2 separate regions of the Homo sapiens genome follow, and region 1 is linked to region 2. A link is a loop called in an ENCODE intact Hi-C map of the cell type or tissue named here. Cell type or tissue: thyroid gland. All regions are shown on one strand. Links, peaks and the distances in the headings refer to the core of each region. The heading gives the core; the rest is flanking DNA.

The links. Peaks named below come from ENCODE experiments on the same cell type or tissue, not always from the same donor. Only the 100,000 strongest peaks of a DNase experiment are listed, where the experiment ranks them.
Region 1: it touches region 2 in a loop (2.4-fold over the local background); 1 of 110 quality-filtered maps calls a loop at or near these places.

Annotation. Positions count from the first base shown.
Region 1 is chr1:150,469,217-150,479,776 of GRCh38, reverse strand. It overlaps RPRD2 (regulation of nuclear pre-mRNA domain containing 2), which reads right to left. Exons shown (of 11, transcript NM_015203.5): 11 at 3,211-9,216. The coding sequence ends at 6,443. Among named protein-coding and RNA genes, the nearest start is that of TARS2, 13 kb to the left of the region's middle. RefSeq lists an enhancer at 6,781-7,293. In thyroid gland, for the core only: no CTCF peak of the experiment used is centred there; no DNase peak of the experiment used is centred there.
Region 2 is chr1:150,647,388-150,656,232 of GRCh38, reverse strand. It overlaps GOLPH3L (golgi phosphoprotein 3 like), which reads left to right. Exons shown (of 5, transcript NM_018178.6): 5 at 7,485-8,845. The coding sequence ends at 7,912. Among named protein-coding and RNA genes, the nearest start is that of ENSA, 22 kb to the right of the region's middle. In thyroid gland, for the core only: no CTCF peak of the experiment used is centred there; DNase peaks (open chromatin) are centred at 5,782 and 6,582; H3K27ac peaks cover 3,247 bases.

The sequences.
Region 1 (10,560 bases), core at 2,661-7,660, 180 kb after region 2:
TTACTGCTTGAGCATCCCTAATCTGAAAATCCGAAATCCTCCAATGAGCATTTCCTTTGAGTGTCATTTTCGTGCTCAGATTTTGGACTTTGGATTTGGGATGCTCAACCTGCATACAACTGAGGCTCACTTCTAAATAATAAAGATTTCAAATCATTTCCTAATCACTATTGCCCCTGGCAATGATTGACTATCTTCAGTGTTGTCTCATGTAGGTGCAAAGGACTGTTAGCCAGGGAGGAGGGAGAAACAGAGGAAAGGGATGCTGTCGGTCTCCTTTCTACCCATTCCAACTGAAACACCCCAAGAAAAATGTAGCAAGTTTCAAGTCCTTTTCTCTCCTCTCCCACAAATTATGTGGCAAAGGATATGAGTAATTCTCGAAAATAAGGGGACACAATGGGGATGAGGAAGGAAGATCGCTGGAATATCCAATTTACCATGACCCTGAACATGTCCAGGGTAGACTGGTTTAGCCAACTCTCAAGTCAAACACAAAAACCTGCAACCTGCATTTGTGTTTTCCTTTTGAGACGGCGTCTCACTCTGTCACCCAGGCTGGAGTGCAATGGCACAATCTTGGCTCACTGCAACCTCTGCTTCCCGGGTTCAAGCGATTCTCCTGCCTCAGCCTCCCAAGTAGCTGGGATTACAGGTGCGTGCCACCATGCCCAGCTAATGTCCCCCCCTCCCCCCACTCCGAGACAGAGTCTTGCTCTGTCACCCAGGCTGGAATGCAGTGGTGCGATCTTGCCTCACTGCAACCTCCGCCTCCCAGGTTTAGGCGATTCTCCTGCCTCAGCCTCCTGAGTAGCTGGGATTACAGGCGCGTGCCACCACGCCCAGCTAATTTTTGTATTTTTAGTAGAGATGGGGTTTCACCATATTGGCCAGGCTGGTCTCAAACTCCTGACCTCGTGATCCGCCTGCCTTGGCCTCTCAAAGTGCTGGGATTACAGGCGTGAGCCACCACGCCTGGCCCTAATTTTTGTATTTTTAGTAGACAGGGCTTTGTCATATTGTCCAGGTTGGTCTTGAACTCCTGATCTCAAGCGATCTGCCCGCCTTAGCCTCCCTAAGTGCTGGGATTACAAGCGTGAGCCACCACGCCTAGTCTGTATTTGTGTTTCCTCAGTTGGCACTGAAGAATTCACTAGCCCCTCCACCCATATCTGTATTCTCAATTTTTGATTCTTCCCTAGGTGTGAACAAAGGATAGAAAAACGTAACATTTAAAAAAGGAAATGTACAGTTGGCTCTGTCTGGGGGTTCTGCATCTATGGATTCGACCAACCACAAAAGTATTCAGGAAAAGGTAATAAAAAAATTAAAAGTAACACAAATTTCAAAACATACTGTATACAACTATGTACATAGCACTCACATTGTATTAGGTATTAGTAATCTAGAGATGATTTAAAATTTACTGGATGATGTGTGTAGGTTATATGCAAATACTATGCCATTGTATGTAGGGGACTTGAGCATCTGTGGATTTTGGTATCCATGGGGGTCCTGGAACCTGGTATCCTTCATGGATACCGAGGAGGGTTGACTGTAACTGCAATGATCAACTTTTACATAGATGTTGGCCTTCTTATCCTCTTCCCCTCAAACTTGTAACTAAGCAAAGGCTTCTCCTTTCTTTCCCCAGCAATTAATTAAAAGTAACTGATAGTTTTACACTGCACTTGCTTCTTTGCTTTAGAGTGCTTCTATTTCCTTCTACATGGGGAAGACAGAACAGGATGTTTACTTAAGGGCCAATATCTCTCTTACTGATGACCCTCTCGTAGCCTTGCCTATGCAGCCTCAGTGAGTTATTACTTAGCAATTGTGAACAGCAGCTGACCGGACTTGTCCATACAGTTACTCATAAACAAGTATGAGAAACGCCCCAATACCCCAAAACCCATTCTGATTGTGTTTGCATTGCTACGTCTACATACATGAAGGAATAACTCATCCCTGCTACACAAGATTGGCTTACATTAAAAAAAAAAATTAGGCAGAGGAAATTATGAATAACATGCCCAGAAAACCTTATGAGGAAGTCTCAAAGCTGTTGCTTCTTTAGGGGTAGATATAGAAATCAGGTGGGCAAGTCAAGGTCCCAAGAGACAAGGAAAAAAAGGGTGAGCCAGATTCCAGTACAGTGGTACACCCTACCTGCTGGGTGTGTTCCCAGGCCACTGCTATTTAAGTGTCTGGTGACACATGTACGTACCTTCACATAAGCAAGGCTGCTATTTAGAGCCTTCTACCCTGCCAGTGACCCAGGCCTGGCCCAGATGCAGTGACTATCCCTCTTTACCCCTTACAGCCAGCATTCCAACCCAGCCTCACTGGGTTATGAACAAGGGATGGGGTAAGACAGAAGGGTTAAGTGTGGCTTCTGCACAACAGATTGCCAATATGCAGTAAGGGCAGATGTGGGCAAATAATTGGCCAGAAGGATCCCTGCTACCACCCCAAACCCCCAATTCTATGCTTGCTTTAAAAATGCTTCTTGGCTCACAGTTGCACAACCTTTTGAAGACATGCACAAAAAATTATTAATACAGTATATCCCACTTCACCAACCACTCCCTGAACATCTAGAACTCACCCGACCCATTATCCCTTTCCAAAATTCAATTACACAAAGGATCAAACAGAAAACCCACAAGGCCATAAAGATCTTAAGAGGCTCAGATTGCCTTCAGTGACATTAAGTGCAGAAGTCAAAGGGGACATCTGGAAAAGATCAACAGGAGGGGAAAAGTCAACCACACAACAAAGGAAACCATACTTTATTAAACTGGAAAACAAAATAATGGGGACAAAGGGATTAAAAAAAAAAGGAACGTCTGGAAGAGAGTAAAGTGCAAGTGGTTACGAAGTGGGTGGTCTGTGGTATCTCTGTGTGTGCCTGAGAAATGTGTGGGCGCACACACCACTACTCCCACCCCCATACCCTTGGACCAAAAGCCAATACAACCATATCTTCTGAGATATATCCAGGCTTTTCCTTCTGCATTCTCTAGTTGGTTTCACCTTCGGCCCTGGACAGTCAGGCTGGGTCTTTGCTAGAGAAAACTTAGGTTTTCCAACCACAGGCCTGCTCCACAAAGCAGCGGTTTCAGCTCCTGAGAAGTTCCCTCCTATTTGCACTCACTAGGAAGCCAGGGGCCCCTGGTCCAAGCCCGTCTCAAAGAAAAATGTCAAACCTTTCAAACTAGTTATTTTATTAAACGATATTAACACACATTTCAAAAGGATTTCATTGTTGTTGCTTCTAAAGCATGTACTTGTTTTGTTTTCCACACCGAACACGTGAGAATATCAATCCAACATATCTATTTTAGATCTTAACAGGCGCCCCCGCCCACTTAAAAAAAATAGTGGGGGAACTGGGGAAAGCAGTAATTTACAGCGGCTTCAAAACAGTAACAGCTGAAGCTCAATTCTGCAGGAACCGGTAACTTCAGGATTGAGAGTGAATATCCTGCCATTAGGAAGTTTATCGTATTCACATTATCTCGATAGGTTTGCTGGACCCATATATATCACAAACATTTTATTCCTGGTATTGGAAAGTATAAAAGTCCTATTCTCTGCTTATTTTCCCCTCCCTGGAATCAAACCAAATTCTATTTACTCTCAACTTTTGAGAGGGTAGAGGGGAGCAGGGAGAGAGCTCTCATCTAAGCTGACTGAAGAGTAAACTCTTTCAAAATACTTAAGGACCCTATTTCTGAACTGTATCACTGAACTTTAAGTGGTACTAGTGTATTCACAACCCCTACCAATTCTCTGTCTGTGATTTTACAGTGAGTACCAAGGACCTTACAACTTCTCACATTCTGCTTCCATATGAATCATGTCCTTGCTAAGACACACTATGTTATGCTTTCTTTAAAAAATATCTTGTTTATTTGTTTAAACTCAGGTTGAAATACAAAAGTCAGAGCATGGTCACGGAGTTTTAAATCACAGACACAGAAAGAATAAAACCCCTTTCTTTCACGTTATGAATACCAGAACTGTCTTTTCTGTTTCACTATTTATCACATATATACACACTGTCATCTTCATTTACTGATGTAAATGTAAATTTTAAGATTTCCTTAAAATTAATAGCTGACAGTCTCATACAAATCCTCACTTCCATCCTAAAACAAACATATTGAGGATTTTGTGGCTTAAAAAACAAAAAAGTACCCCACAAAAACCCAACTCCTTAAAAGCCCACCTTCGAAACTGTCCAACAAAGTCTTCCTTTCATGTATTAACCATCATACTTTTGAGGACAATTATCCCGCCCCAACGTTCAGGAAGCCACTTTCCTGACATCCCCACATTTTCTGATAAAAATTAAATGGTCAGAGAGCCTTATCAAGTAAACACTACTTTTAGCTTAAACAAGAGCAGCAAAGAGAATTCACATTCTTTTATTCTAGAATGAAAAACATCCCATTTAATTTCTGCAAAAAAAAAACCTATTTCAATTTTGAAAGTCAAATATCATTTCCCCACCTCCCACCCCATTTTCTCTTATGCTTTTCCCTAACAAATGTCTTAGGACTCAATATAACTATACTTTCTTTTCTTTGCTACACTACATACCCCATCCCACACGTAAGGTCATGGTATCATGCATTTTTGTGGGGAGAGCTACAGGGCAGAGAGGGTCGAGGAAAGAAAGAACAGTTGGCTTAAGACCAGACAGGCATTAAGAAGATGAATGACCTGCAGCATCCTAACCCCAGAACACATGGCGAGCCCAAATAAATAACAGAATAAATTACGCAAAAACTCCCAAATCATGATGTGCACCTGGTTTATGCTGCTCTTTCTCTGAAAAGTTCATTCTGAGAGAATCATTTTCTGTCACTACATTGCCCACCCTCCCCCATCTTTAATATTCTACTGGAGGAAAAAGCAACCCCATACTTCCTATAGTTAGTTCTATACTAACTTGGAAGAAAATATGAAACTTGCCAGAATTCTCTGGAAAACTAAACACATACTGTTTTACTCATCTAGCTGGAGATTATCAGTTGAGTATGCCTTGGGGTAAGACACTAAATTAAAAAAAAATTGTAGTAAAGCAACATTTACTTTTCAGTGTCCCTAGATATAAAGATATAAACACTCAAAGTACAGTGATTGTCTATTTCCCAAGTACTAGATGTAGAAATACAAACAAGTCTTTCAGTCCAGGGAGAAGGAAAGCACTTATCTTGCATGTAAAACAACTAAGGGCAGAAATGGTCTTTATTTCCTATTGGGAGCGAGAGGTGGGGGTAAGACTTGAGCCTTGAAATGGGATAGACACATGTGTATAATATAAAGGAAAATGCTACTGAATCTCCTCCTTTAAAATATCAAGAATAGGGGTGAATAACACGACTGAGGCAAGGGGAAAAGGAAGATAAAGACAAATATTTCTTTCTTTAATAGTTAACCTTTGTTGAAAACCACCAATAAATATCACTTACATTAGGGAGGCACCATGGTAAAATTAATGTCTACTTCTTATATTTAAAAATGCAGGGATAATATTTCTGTTGCACCTTTGTATCAATAGTCAACTGTAGTGACTGTCTTTCTGGCCACAGCAGAAGAAAAACTGAGGGAGATAAAGTCAAAAAGGAAAAGCAAGAGGCATGAGCTTGGTGCAAGACATGTGAAACTACCTTGAAAACATTTCCTATTCTCTTGTTTACAAAAAAACAGGCAGGTCACATCACACCATTAATGCTTCCTTTCCTTATTTTACATACTGTAGTCACTCCTTATTTTAACCTTGAGGCTGATTAAAAAAAGATTTTAGGAGAAGGGTAAAGAACTAAACTTCAACATGCCTTTAAAAACAAAACAAATAAACCTGACAGGTTCAAGGTCTCTCACATTTCCTCCCTTGCAACATCTCTTGGCTGTTAGCAGGACACAGATACACAGGGAAGGGAGCCGAGCTGGCTACAGCAGTTACTAAGCTGCCGAGAGAGGGGACGGGAATCCTTCCATTGACTACTCGATAAGCCAAGCCCAAAATAACATCCCAACATTGCACATGTGGTTATCTGTACTGATGGAAGTTTTATTTCAAATGTAATAATACTCTTCAATAGATGGGGTAAAATAAAGATTGTTTTCCTCCCCACTCCCCAACCCCCCAGCCAAATGAAATGGCTTTGGTTGTGTTTCTTTACTTTTTTTTTTTTTTTTTTTTTTTAATACAAACAACTTGGGGAAGGTAGATAAGTGCAATGGGAGGGAGGATTGAATTGAATAGTAAAACGTAAGCGTATGTGATTTCTTACTTTGGAAGAGAGGCCCTTTGTTATAATAAAAAAAAAATCGAGAAAGAGAAAACAAATAAAAACAACAACAATAAACCAAACTCCTACTTCCAATGTTCTCTAGACTGTTCAAAATGCCTTTCCCTTGGTTTCCATCAGTACCTGGGAGGGAAGAATGGGCGTTTTGGTGCAAAGAACGGAGGGCCCCTAGCAAAAGGTGGCCTGGGTCTCTTTAAACTGTGAAATGGGTCTCTGCTGAGAAAAGGTTCCCTAGGCCGAAAGTCTGGCCGGGGACTCCGTAAGATTATACCACTCCGGCTGATGGTGTCTCTGTGTGAGGGACCCAAGGGGGGGCCACTGCTGCTGTTGCTGCCTCCCCCACCTCCTCCTCCATGGGGTGGGCCCAGGTGTTCCAGAGAATGGGAGGGTAGGGTGAGGCTCTCTCGTACACGGCTAAGGCCAGGGCCGTTGAGGTCCCGTTGGGTGGGGCCCCCGTGGTCCCTGGGTCCTGGGAGTACCCCAAAATGCTCAGCCAGGGTCCCTTGAAGGAGGGAACTATGGTCCTTGGGAAATACTGCCACAGCCCCTGCCACTCCGTGCTCTGCCAGTGGTGGGGCTGGGAAGGGTACAACTCCAGAGTGGTCAACAGGGGGTGGAGGAGGGGGTGGAGTAGAAAAGGGGACACCACTCCCACCACTGCTGCTATGTTCCCCAGGAGGGGGAGGAGGAGGTGGGGTAGGGAAAGGAATTCCACTGTGCTCTCCAGGAGGAGGGGGTGGGGCAGCATGGGCCAGGGCTGCCTCCTTTGTGAAGGGGTTCGAAAGATCCACAGAGGGTAGATGAGTGGGTGCATCTCGAGAGAAGATACCACCATGATCCTTAGGAGGGACAGGTGGGGCAGATGATGGCCCCACTGGCTCTCTCTGGAAGGGTGTCCCATGTTCCAAGGGGGATGGGGGAAGATGATGCTCAAATGTTGAGTTGAAACTGTTGGAACGAAAGCTGCCGACACTCTCCTGAAATTGAGGTGCCCGTTCCTTGTATGGTGCTGTTTTAAAGCCAGTGAGGCCTCCGCTGCCCCCACCCCCAAGGGATGCCAACTCAGAGGCACTTGAAGGGCCATTGTCAAAAGAGCTACCTGATGTGCTCAGATCAAACCAACCCACCCTTGAAGCCTCACGCCCATGTCCTCTATTTCCCTTCCCAGGAACTCGGATGGACTCTACGGTCTGGATCGGCTCCCCTGACATCCTCCTATTGGATGCACTGTGATAACCCAAGGTTTCTATAGGGGCCCCCTTTTCTTCTGTGCTATCAGGCAAGTCTAAGCAGGAGGAGGAGACGCGGGTTTCTATGCGGTAGTGCTCTTCTTGTTGCTGCTGATCAGTGGCGGTCAAGCTGGGTTGGGTGAGGTTTGAGAGACTGACACCATCACTTGGAGTGCCCTTGCTGGGAGCCTGGCCAAAATGCTTATCATCTGAGGGCTTACGTGAGGCGTTTTTAAGCATATTCTTAAATTCAATCGTCGACGTGGTGGAAATGGTGGAGGCCAGGACTTTCTCCACGCCTGACGTGGGTGGGTGACCCGTGGGAGCGGCAAGGGTGTTCTGCGGAGAGAAAAGGGAACGATGTGGGACTGGGTGAGGAGAGTCTGGGTACTGCTTCTGTGGCAAACTGAGATGCCCAGTGGTAGATTGAGACAAGCTATTGTGGTTGGAGTCAGGGGTGAAAAATGAATCATTCTTACTCGGTGATGGTGACCGGTCAGACCCAGGTTCATTCCCTCTTACGCTGAAGGCACCAAATAGCCCAGGGGAAGATGAGAGACGGTCACAGTTCTCACTAGAGTCCAGGAGGGCCCTTACAGATGGAGGGAAGGCAGACTTTACCCCAAATTCTTGGGCTCTGTGGCTATAACTGGACAGAATTGGCTGGTACTCGGTGGTATCAGACAGCTTGCTTGATTTCAGGATAGATTTGGCTGGTTTCTTCTCTAGGTTCATCATGGCAGAGGGTGGAGGCCCTGAATACTCAAAATCTCGGTAATCCTCATCTTCTTGGAAAGAAGTATCTGGGTAGAACTTTTCCTGTGAAGAGTCCATCAGGGAAGATGGTCTCTCCATTCCATCAGAAGGCTGCTTATAGGGAGATTCACTGCCCAGACCAAAGGGTCGATATGTAGATACAGAATTGGAGAGCTCTCGGGGGTAGCTTTCATCTCTCCCAGGGGGTGGTGATCTTGTACTGCTGGGTGTTGAGGAACCAGGGCTAATGATCTTAGAAAGCAGGGACATAGTATCTACACTGCTGGATGTGGGCTTGTCCATCATCTCATCCTGGGTGGGTGTCCCACTCCGTTCATCCCGTACAGGGGTTCCATCAATGTTGTCGATTGAGGTGCTAGTAGGGCCACGCTGGAAGTCTGAGGGATGGCTCTCTGATGGGGCGCTGGACCCCAAACTGCTCAGGATTGGGATGTTTAAGTTTAAGCCACTGAAACCAGGATTACCTTTTAAGAAGTTGTGAATCTTCATTTCCAGGCTTGGGGAGGTGGACTCTGACTCCAGCTTTGGCTTGGAGACCTCTGAAGATTGGCAGATGGTAACTTCAGTAGGTGGGGCAGCAGGGCTAGTATTGTGGGTAGCTGTAAACCCCAAAGAGTTGGAAGGTAGTTTAAAAGTAGTGCTTGGGAGCCCTGGGCTTTGCCCAATTGAGGCCTTGCTGGCTGAAGTTGAAGAGACTTCAGAAGTTGATGAGTTAGGAGAATAGTTGAAGCTTTTGGGAATAAAAGGTTGGGCACTGGAGGGCAGATTTCTTCCCTTTATGGTAGAGACTGTGGTGTTGGCAGGGGAGGCTGAAGTGCTCTGTGAGGCAGCTTCACTGGCTGGAACTGGGTTCCCAGTAACACTCTGAAGTAAAGATGACAGGCCTGTAGAAACAAAGATTAGAGGGGTTAAAAAGAACAACTCCCTATCATACAATGCAAACAATGTAGGCTAATCAGATACTCTCATTCATTTTGGTGGGAACCAGATAGACAAAGTGTAAGGCCAAAAGGAATCCAGACCAAACAAGCAATGGCTAAATGTCACAGAAAATACAGGGCCTATTTTATCAATAAAGAGCAAATCACTGAAATGTTTCCAGTACAGTCCAGAAATCAGCCCAACATGGCACAATAAAAGGCAACAGGAAGGGGGAGATTTTAATGTCAGAATCATTCATAGTTTAAGTTAGGCAAAGCAGGAAAAGAAAGGAGGCAAAGTTATTCTTAAAACAACACTTTAAGCCAGTATTTCTTAATGTTTGATCTGTGGAAGTGTTTCTCTAAATGCAAACAGATCTGTTCTACCTTTCCTGTCCAACCTTCAAACCAACCTTCAACCTTCAAACTTATTATCTCTAATAAGTTAATATACATTGTTATTTTCAAGCGGGAGACAGGCAAATGCAAATTTCAGAAACTTATCTGAACAGCAAACACCTTTTTCAAGAAGCACCTCTTGGTAGACTGTTGTTACTTTTTGAAAAACAATGCTTTCAACCATCCGTTTTGGTTGTAAAATGTAGCTATAACAAACATACACCACAAAGACTTACAAAGACAGACCACCAGGGACACTGGTCCTTTCACAAGAAAACACACAATCCCCATTTTATAGTGTGGAAAATCCAAGGATTATTTAGTCCAGATTGACAATGATGGAATTTAACTGTGTTCACTGACAGTCAAAACTTTCTCAGAAGCACTGAGAAAGAATTCTTTGGGGCAAAGGCTGAAGTTCAACAAAGCAAACTGCTCCTGTAGAAAATTTTTTAGAAAAATATTTGACAAAAAGATAACAGAAGGTTCTATAAATTCAATCATATTTTTAAAAATTTACCCAATTTCTGGTCACAAATGAAGACTTTTGGCTGGGCACGGTGGCTCATGCCTGTAATCCTAGCATTTTGGGCAGCAGAGGCAGGAGGATGGCTTGAGGCCAGGAGTTTGAGACCAGCCTGGGAAACACAGAGAGACTCTGTCTCTAAAAAAAATTTAAAAATCAGCTGGGCATGATGGTGCATGCCTGTAGTCCTAGCTACTCAGGAGGCTGAGGCTGGAGAATCACTTGTGCCCAGTTCAAGGTTACAGTAAACTAACTATGACTCTGCCACTGCACACCAGCCTGGGTGGCAAAGTGAGTCTCTGTATTTAAAAATAAATTAATTAAAAAAATTTTTAATATACATTTCACCCAAATTTATAGCTTTTAGTCACTGAATACACTAA
Region 2 (8,845 bases), core at 3,846-8,845:
CTGAATTTTGTCAGGAGCTGTAATTAAACCAGCACGAGAAATCGAATTTTGCAAGTGATCATAACATTGGAGTAATATTTCTTGAGTGGGGGCAGCACAAATACATCATCCATATAGTGAATAATGTAACACTGTGAAAATTTTTTACGAGTAGGTTCAATTGTTTGCCCTACATAAGTCTGGCAAATTGTTGGACTGTTTAACATGCCTTGTGGCAACACTTTCCAGTGAAAACGCTTAGCAGGCTGCAGGTTGTTTACTGCAGGAATTGTAAATGCAAACCATTCACAGTCTTGCTCAGCTAAGGGGATAATAAAGAAACAGTCTTTTAAATCTATAACTATTAAAGGCGAATTTTTAGAATTGTAGTAGGAGAAGGCCGTCCTGGCTGTAATGCTCCCATAGGTTGTATAACTGAATTGATGGCTCTAAGATCTGTTAACATTCTCCATTTACCTGATTTTTTCTTAATTGCGAAAACTGGAGAATTCCAAGAGGAAAATGTTGGAGCTGTGTCCGTTTTCTAATTGTTCATTAACGAAGTCCTTTAAAGCCTCTAGTTTCTCTTTACTTAGTGGCCATCGTTCTATCCAAATTGGCTTATCTGTTAACCATTTTAAAGGTATAGGCTCTGGAGGCTTAACAATGGCTGCCATCAAAAATGATATCCTAAACCTTGGCAGGAACTTTGTCTTTCCACTTGAAGTGGTTCCTTCAAACCTTGCAAATTTTTTCCTAGTCCCATACCAGGGACATGCCCCATTTCATGCATCATATGTTGATTTTGAGGGCTATATAATTGCTCTGGAATTAGAACTTGTGCTCCCCATTGTTGTAATAAATCTCTTCTCCATAAATTTATAGGTACATAAGTTATAACTGGTTGAATAGTCCCAGGTTGTCCATTGGGCCCTTCACAATGGAAAATGTAACTACTTTGATACACTTCAGGGTCCTTACCAACTCCAACTATGTTAAATTGGGCGGGTTGAATTGGCCACGCAGACGGCCAGTGCTGTAGAGAAATGATTGAAATGTCTGCTCCTATAGCTACCAAACCTTTAAATTTCTTTCCCTGAATAGTTATTTCACAGGTAGGACATTTATCAGTAATTTGATTCATCCAATAAGCAGCTTTGCCTTGTTTATTTGTGCTTCCAAATCCTCCTGTTCATTTAATTTCACTTTTCCCCATTTCCACATACGGTACAATCAGGAGCTGTGCTATACGCTCTCCTGGCTCTGCTTTCCAGGGAACAGAAGTAGATATAACAATTTGAATTTCCCCACTGTAATCTGAATCAAGGACTCCTGTATGTATTTGTACTCCTTTTAAACTTAAACTAGATCTCCTAGAAGTAATCTTATCGTTCCCGCTGGCAAGGGTCCACAGACTCCTGTTGGGACCTTTTGCGGGAGTTCCCCAGGCAGAAGGCTCACAGCTTTTGTGCAGCATAAATCTACTGCGGCACTACCTGCTATGGCGGGGGACAGATATTGTACAGGGATGAGGGAATGGCCTAAGCTGGAAATGCCCCGGTTTGGAACAGGCCCAGACGGGCCCCTCATGGCGTTTCCCAAATTTAAAAGGAAAAGGCTCAAATGTAGCCATAATATTTCCCTGTTGATCTGGAGGGTGTATCCTAACAGGGAACTGCTTGCTGATTATTTCTTCTGCTTCTTCAAATTTGTTTTTCGTTTTTTGTTTTTTTGTTTTTTTTTTTTAAACGGAATGTCTTGCTCTGCCTCCCAGGCTGGAGTGCAGTGGCACAATCTTGGCTCGCTGCAACCTCTGCCTCCTAGGTTCAAGCACTTCTCCCTGCCTCAGCCTCCCGAGTAGCAGGGATTACAGGCTCCCACCACCACACTAGCTAATTTTTGTATTTTCAGTAGAGATAGGGTTTCCCTATACTGGCCAGGCTGGTCTTGAACTCCTGACCTCAAGTGACTCACCCACCTTGGCCTCCCAAAGTGCTGGGATTACAGGAATGAGCCACCATGCCCAGCCCCCCTAGTATATTTTTTTATTTCAGTTATTATAAGTTTTAGCTCCAGAATTTCCTTTTGGTCCCTTTCTCTATCTCTTTATTGATATTATCATTTTGCTTCTACATTATTTTCCTGTCTTTATCCATTTTTTTAAATATTTGAGCATCTTTAAGACAGTTGTGGCTGGGTGCGGTGGCTCACACCTGTAATCCCAGCACTTTGGAAGGCCAAGGCAGGTGGATCACTGGAGGTCAGGAGTTCAACACCAGCCTGGCCAACATGGTGAAACCCCGTCTGTACTGAAAATACAAAAATTAGCTGGGCGTGGTGGTGGGCACCTGTAATCCCAGCTACTTGGGAGGCTGAGGCAGGAGAATCACCTGAACCTGGGAGGTGGAGGTTGCAGTGAGACAAGATTGTGCCGCTGCACTCCAGCCTGGGTGACAAGAGTGAAACTCCATCTCAAAAAAAAAAACAAAAGATAGTTGTAGTGGGTGTGGTGGCTCACACCTGTAATCCCAGTACTTTGGGACACTCAGGTGGGAAGATCACTTGAGTCCAGGAATTTGAGACTAGCCTGGTCAACAGTGAGACCTCATCTCTACAAAACATAAAATTAGCTGAACATGGTGGTACATGCCTATAGTCCCAGCTACTCAGGAGGCTGAGATGGGAGGATCAGTTGGGCTGGGGAGGTGGTGGCTGCAGTGAGCCAAGATCACACCACTCCATTCCAGCCTGGCAACAAAGCAAGACCCTGTCTCCAAAAAAAAAAAAAAAAAAAAAAAGTTGCTTTCAAGTCTTTCTCCAGTAAATCTAACATAGGAGGCTGAGGCAGGAGAATCACTTGAACCCGGCAGGCAGCGGTTGCAGTGAGCTGAGATCATGCCATTGCACTCCAGCCAGGGCGACAGTGTGAGACTCCGTCTCAAAAAAAAAAAAAAATAAAAAAAAAAAGATTTATACCAAGTTTAATTCCAAGGAAACTTTACTTCTATATAACTCTATTCCCTCTCCCTCTTTTTGTGTTAATATTGCTATATGTTTCTTTTCTTTTTTTTTTTTTTTGTTTTTTTGGCTTTTGGGTTTTTTGTTGTTGTTGTTTTTTGTTTTGTTTTGTTTTTTTAGACAAAGTTTCACTATGTTACCCAGACTGGTCTTAAACTGCTGGGCTCAAGCAATCTGCCCACCTTGGCATCCCAAAGTTCTGGGATTACAGGCATGGGCCCACCATGCCAATATTGTTACACGTATTACATCTCTATGTGTTACAAATTCAACAATTCATTGTTGTAATTATTAAAGAAGAGAAGAAAGCACAAATATATACTTATAGAGTTTGTTATATTAACCTCCTTATTTACCATTTCTGGTTTTCTTCATTTCTTCCTGTGGATTCAAGTTACCATCTGTTGTCATTTTCCTTACTTCAACACAACTTTTTTCCCACCCTCTTTCTTTGTGCTATTATTACATTTCTATGTGTTATAACCTTGCGCAAAAGTTTAAAAAGTTAAAAATTATAACTCAACAATAACAATTATATAAATATTGTTTTGTGCAATTGCTTTATAAATCAGTTGAGATGAAGTATCCAATTATACCATCTTTTTTATTACTTACATAATTACTTTTACTGTTTGTTCACGTGGATTCAAATTACTGTCTAGTGTGTCCTGCTCTCAGCCTTAACAACTTCCCTTTAGTTTTAGTATTAATATTTCTTATAAGCAGGTCTGCTAGCAGTGAACTCTTTCAGATCTAGGAATGTATTTATTTTTTCTCCTTTTTAGAAATTTTTCTTTGCCTTCATTTTTGTTTTGTTTTTTTTAGGGTTTTTTTTTTTTTTTTTTTTTTTTTTTTGAGACAGAGTCTCACTCTGTCACCCAGTCTGGAGTGCGGTGGCACGATCTCAGCTCAATGCAACCTCCACTTCCTGGGTTCAAGTGATTCTCCTGCCTCAGCCTCCTGAGTAGCTGGGACTACAAGTGCATGCCACCACACCTGCTTTGCTTTTATTTCTGAAAGATAGTTTGCCAGTTATAAGATTCTTGGCTAATAGTTTCTACCCTCACTTTGAATAAGTCTACTCATTCTTCTGGCCTGCATTTTTTCTAATGGGAAGTCAGTTATTAAGCTTACAAAGTTCCACTGTGATGTGATAAGTCATTTTTCTCTTCTGCTTTCATGATTTTCCACTTATTTTTGGTTTTCAACATTTTTACTATGATGTTGGATATGGGTCTCTTTGTGTTCATCCAACTTGGAGTTTGTTGAACTTCTCCAATGTGTGGTTGAGTGTTTTTCATCACGTTTGGCAAGATTTTAGCCATTACTTTCTTGAGTATTTTTTCTGCCTCTTTCTCTCCTTTCCTTCTGGTGCTTCCATTTTATGTATGTTCATCAAGTTGATGATACTTTATATTTCTCTGAGTCTGTTCATTTTTCTTCATTCTCTTTTCTCCTTGTTCTTCATATTACATAATTTCTTTGATCTCTAAGTTTGCTAATTCTTTATTTTGCCAGCTCAGATCTCTTGTTGGATCCCTTGAGTGATTTTTTCATTTTGTTTGTTGTACTTTTTTTTTTTTTTTTTTTTTTGAGTTTCGCTCTGTCGCTGAGGCTGGAGTGTAATGGTGTGATCTTGGCTCATTGCAACCTCCGCCTCCTGGGTTCAAGTGATTCTCCTGCCTCAGCCTCCTGAGTAGCTGGAACTACAGGCACACACCACCATACCCGGCTAATTTTGTATTTTTAGTAGAGACAGGGTTTCACCATATTGGCCAGGCTGGTCTCAAACTCCTGGCTTCAAGTAATCCGCCTGCCTCAGCCTCCCAAAGTGCTGGGATTACAGACGTGAGCCACCATGCCCAGTCTGTTGTACTTTTAAACTCTAGGATTTCTAAATGGTTTTTTTGTTTTTGTTTTTTTGAGATGGAGTCTTGCTTTGTTGCCCAGGCTGGAGTGCAGTGGCACTATCTCAGCTCATTGCAGCCTCCACCTCCCAGGTTCAAGCGATTCTCTGCCTCAGCCTCCTGAGCAGCTGGGATTACAGGTGCCCACCATACCTGGCTAATTTTTGTATTTTTAGTAGAGATGGCGTTTCGCCATGTTGGCCAGGCTTGTCTTGAACTCCTGGCCTCAAATGATCCACCCACCTCAGCCTCTCAAAATGCTGGGATTACAGGCGTGAGCCACCGCACCTGGTCTAAATGGATCTTTTTTATAATTTCTGTCTTTATTTATATTCTCTATATGATAAGTCATGGTTTCCCTTAGGTCTTTGAACATATTTATAAAAGCTGCTTTATAGTCTTTGTAAAGTCCAACATTTTAGCGTTCTCAAAGGCAGTTTCCATTGCCTGCTTTTTTTCTTCTGAATGGGTCAATGGGTCACAATTTATTCTTTGTATACTTCATACTTTTTTGTCAAAAACTGGACATTTTAGATAATTGTGCAACTCTGGATACTACACTGCAGCTGTCCCCAACTTTTCTGGCACCAGGACAGGTTTCGTGGAAGACAGTTTTTCCACTGGGGTGGGAGACGGGGGGATGGTTTCGGTATGATTCAAGTGCATTGCATTTATTAGAGTCTCACAAGGAACATGCAACCTAGATCCCTCCCATGTGCAGTTCACAATAGGGTTCACACTCCTGTGGGAACCTAATGCCACTGCTGATCTGATGGGAGGCAGAGCTCAACTTTACTCACCCATGGCTCACCTCCTGCTGTGCAGCCGGGTTCCTAACAGGCTGCAGACCAGTACCAGTCCATGGTCCAGGGGTTGGGGACACCTGCTATACTGGTTTCTCCTTCCCACTAGAGGTTGATTGTGTTGTTTGCTTGGTAATTTGTTTCCTTAGTGACTTGCCTGCAGCAGCTCTCTGAAGTCTGTTTCTCTTGTAGTGTGCAGCCTCTGATGTCACTGCTCATATTTTCTTGTTTTTATCTTTTGGCCTAACTCCCTGTGTGTTGCCAGTGGGTCAGTAGAAGCCACTTATTAGTCAAAGGTTGTGCTTAAGACCTTTTAGCCAATTAAATTTTTTTATCCTTTACTGTTGGATATGTGTGTGTGATTTTGACATAGCCATCACAAATCAGGGAGTTTACATTTTGCCCCACATTCAGTGAGGAACTAGCAGCTTGGAAGTTCCCTCTCTGATTTCTTCTCGGAGAGAGTACATCCTTGGACATACACCAGGGATGTATGTGATTTTTTTAATTTTATTTTTATTTTTTATTTTTCATTTCTTGAGATGAAGTCTCACTCTGTCACTCAGGCTGGAGTGCAGTGGTACAATCTCAGCTGACTGAAACCTCCGCCTCCTGGGTTTTCCTGCCTAAGCCTCCAAGTAGCTGGGACTACAGGCGTGTACCACCACACCCGGCTATTATTATTATTTTTAAGCTTAGCTTTCTAGGAGTTGCCTCTGAGTTAGGGTAGCTTATTGTTCAGCCAGTGTTGGTTCAGTGGTTGTGCTTTAGCCCTTGGTGCCAGTGAAGCATCCACCCTTTTTTGATAGATCTATGTGTGGTCTGGGGAATACTCTCAAGTCAAGCCCCACGTCCTGCTCTGATTGCTCCTGAGTGGGTGCAGCCTGGTGCAAGCACACAGTCTTCCCAACCCCCAGTGTTGGTCATGATTCCAGAAGGACTTTTCTTGGCTTTCTGTTTCTCTGGTTCTGCCTGTTAAACTTCTGGAGGCTTTGCCATTTGGGTTTGTCATACCAGTGCCATAGAGCTAGCAGCACCTTGTAATTGCTCTCCACCAAGATCTCTATGGTTTTCAACACCCTTAGGCATAGAATTCTCCACACTGTGTTCCAAATAAAGTCAGTCCTCTCAGGCAGAGCTTTGGAGCTCTTCATTCTTCAGGCCTTCCTTCCCTCCTGGGCAGAACTTCTGCACAAGGGCCCACTTCTCCTACAGTGATACCCACCTGCTGTATGAGTAGGTGCTGGGGGAAAGAGGTGTTAGCCCCTGGTCTTCTTGACTTGCCTTTTCTGTTGCAGAATCTCTAATCTACGAACAAGCTGGAATGGGAGCAATTGAAGTCTAAATATTGTCAGCCTACCAGGCCTGGGATAGAGCTTCTGCTCTACAAATAGGGTAGGGAACCTCAGTCCTCTTAGCTTCACCAGCAAATAGAACTTCCACAATATAGAGTAGAAATCATCTGGGAGAGACTGGTGTCCTAAATAGAATTTGAAAAATACATAAATAATTACAGTGTCACAGAGGTCACATAAGAACAGAAATAAAGTCTATAAGCTCTAGCAATATGGAAGTCCTTGGTGACATTTTTTGAAGCTGGTTTAATGTGAAATGTGGTTGGAGTCAAAGCCAGATTATAAAGGACTAAGGATTAAATGAATTGAGGAATGAAGATTATGCTTTTAAACATTTTAGCCATTCAAGTTTCCAAACAACTACATGTTTCATTTTGCTTTTCTCTTTCAGTTCATTATGTCCTATTTCTTTTTTCTCATAGGTGAGACCTGGAACCCCTTCAAATTACAGTACCAGCTGAGAAATGTACGAGAGCGCATCGCAAAGAACCTAGTAGAGAAAGGTATTCTAACCACTGAGAAGCAGAATTTCCTGCTATTTGACATGACTACTCATCCAGTGACCAATACAACAGAGAAACAGCGACTAGTGAAAAAACTTCAAGATAGTGTACTAGAGCGGTGGGTAAATGACCCTCAGCGTATGGACAAGCGAACACTAGCACTCCTGGTGCTAGCCCACTCCTCTGATGTGCTAGAGAATGTCTTCTCCTCTCTGACAGATGACAAGTATGATGTGGCAATGAATCGAGCCAAGGACTTAGTAGAACTGGACCCTGAAGTGGAAGGGACAAAGCCTAGTGCCACAGAAATGATCTGGGCTGTGCTGGCAGCCTTCAATAAATCTTAAAGCCGGCAGGTGGATTTCTCCTTTTCCCCTGCTGGCTGGTGACTGTCAGAGACCCCATCACTGAGTTTTGTGTGATGAGATGTTTTCATCATTTTTGTTTCCTTTTCTTGAATCAGACTTGTGATTTGGGGAGAGCAACTTCAGGGCTTCTCCATAGACCTTGACCATTATAAGCAGACCTTATTTCTCCCTACACTTCCACTCCATAGGTAAATAAACTGGGTGAAGCCACACACACCCAATGAACATTTTCTCCCATTTGGTGGTTTAGTTTCACCCAGTGTGCTTTTGGATAAGCAGAAATATCTAAATGGGATTTTGAGTTCTCCAGCTATAGAATGTGAATGAGATAAAAAGTGAACTATCTATTATATTTTTCTGAGTTTGTTTTCTATCATAAATACATGTTTTCACAGCCTTTGTCTCTCAGACTCTGCTAAATAATGTAGCTTATTGAAATAACTGTCGCTGAATAAGGAGCAATGAGAAACAAAACTAATTTTTGGAGCAGATGGTCTCTGGAATTGCATATCCTGCTAGTGATTTTCTCATCTTTCCTTTTCTAACCTAATGAGAATGTCCCAGATTCAATTACCTGGATGTCAAAGTCCTAGAGCCAGAAATATATTCTCTCATCCCTCTTAGCATTCTCTTGCTCCCTCATTCACTAGGGCAAATGTCTAAATGAAGAAAAGTCTCTCTCAACACCTCGTTCATGCAATCAGCATTAGAATTTGTAAGGAAGGAAGGGGGGTGGCATGAAAATTTCCATTCTTGGGGTATATGACTGTCCTGTTTCCCCCAGGCCACTTTTTTTTTTTTTTTCTTTTGAGACAGGGTCTTGCTCTTGCCCAGGCAGGAGTACAGTAGTGCAATCACAGCTGACTGCAGCCTTGACCTCCAGGGCTCAAGGATCCTCCTGCCTCAGTCTCC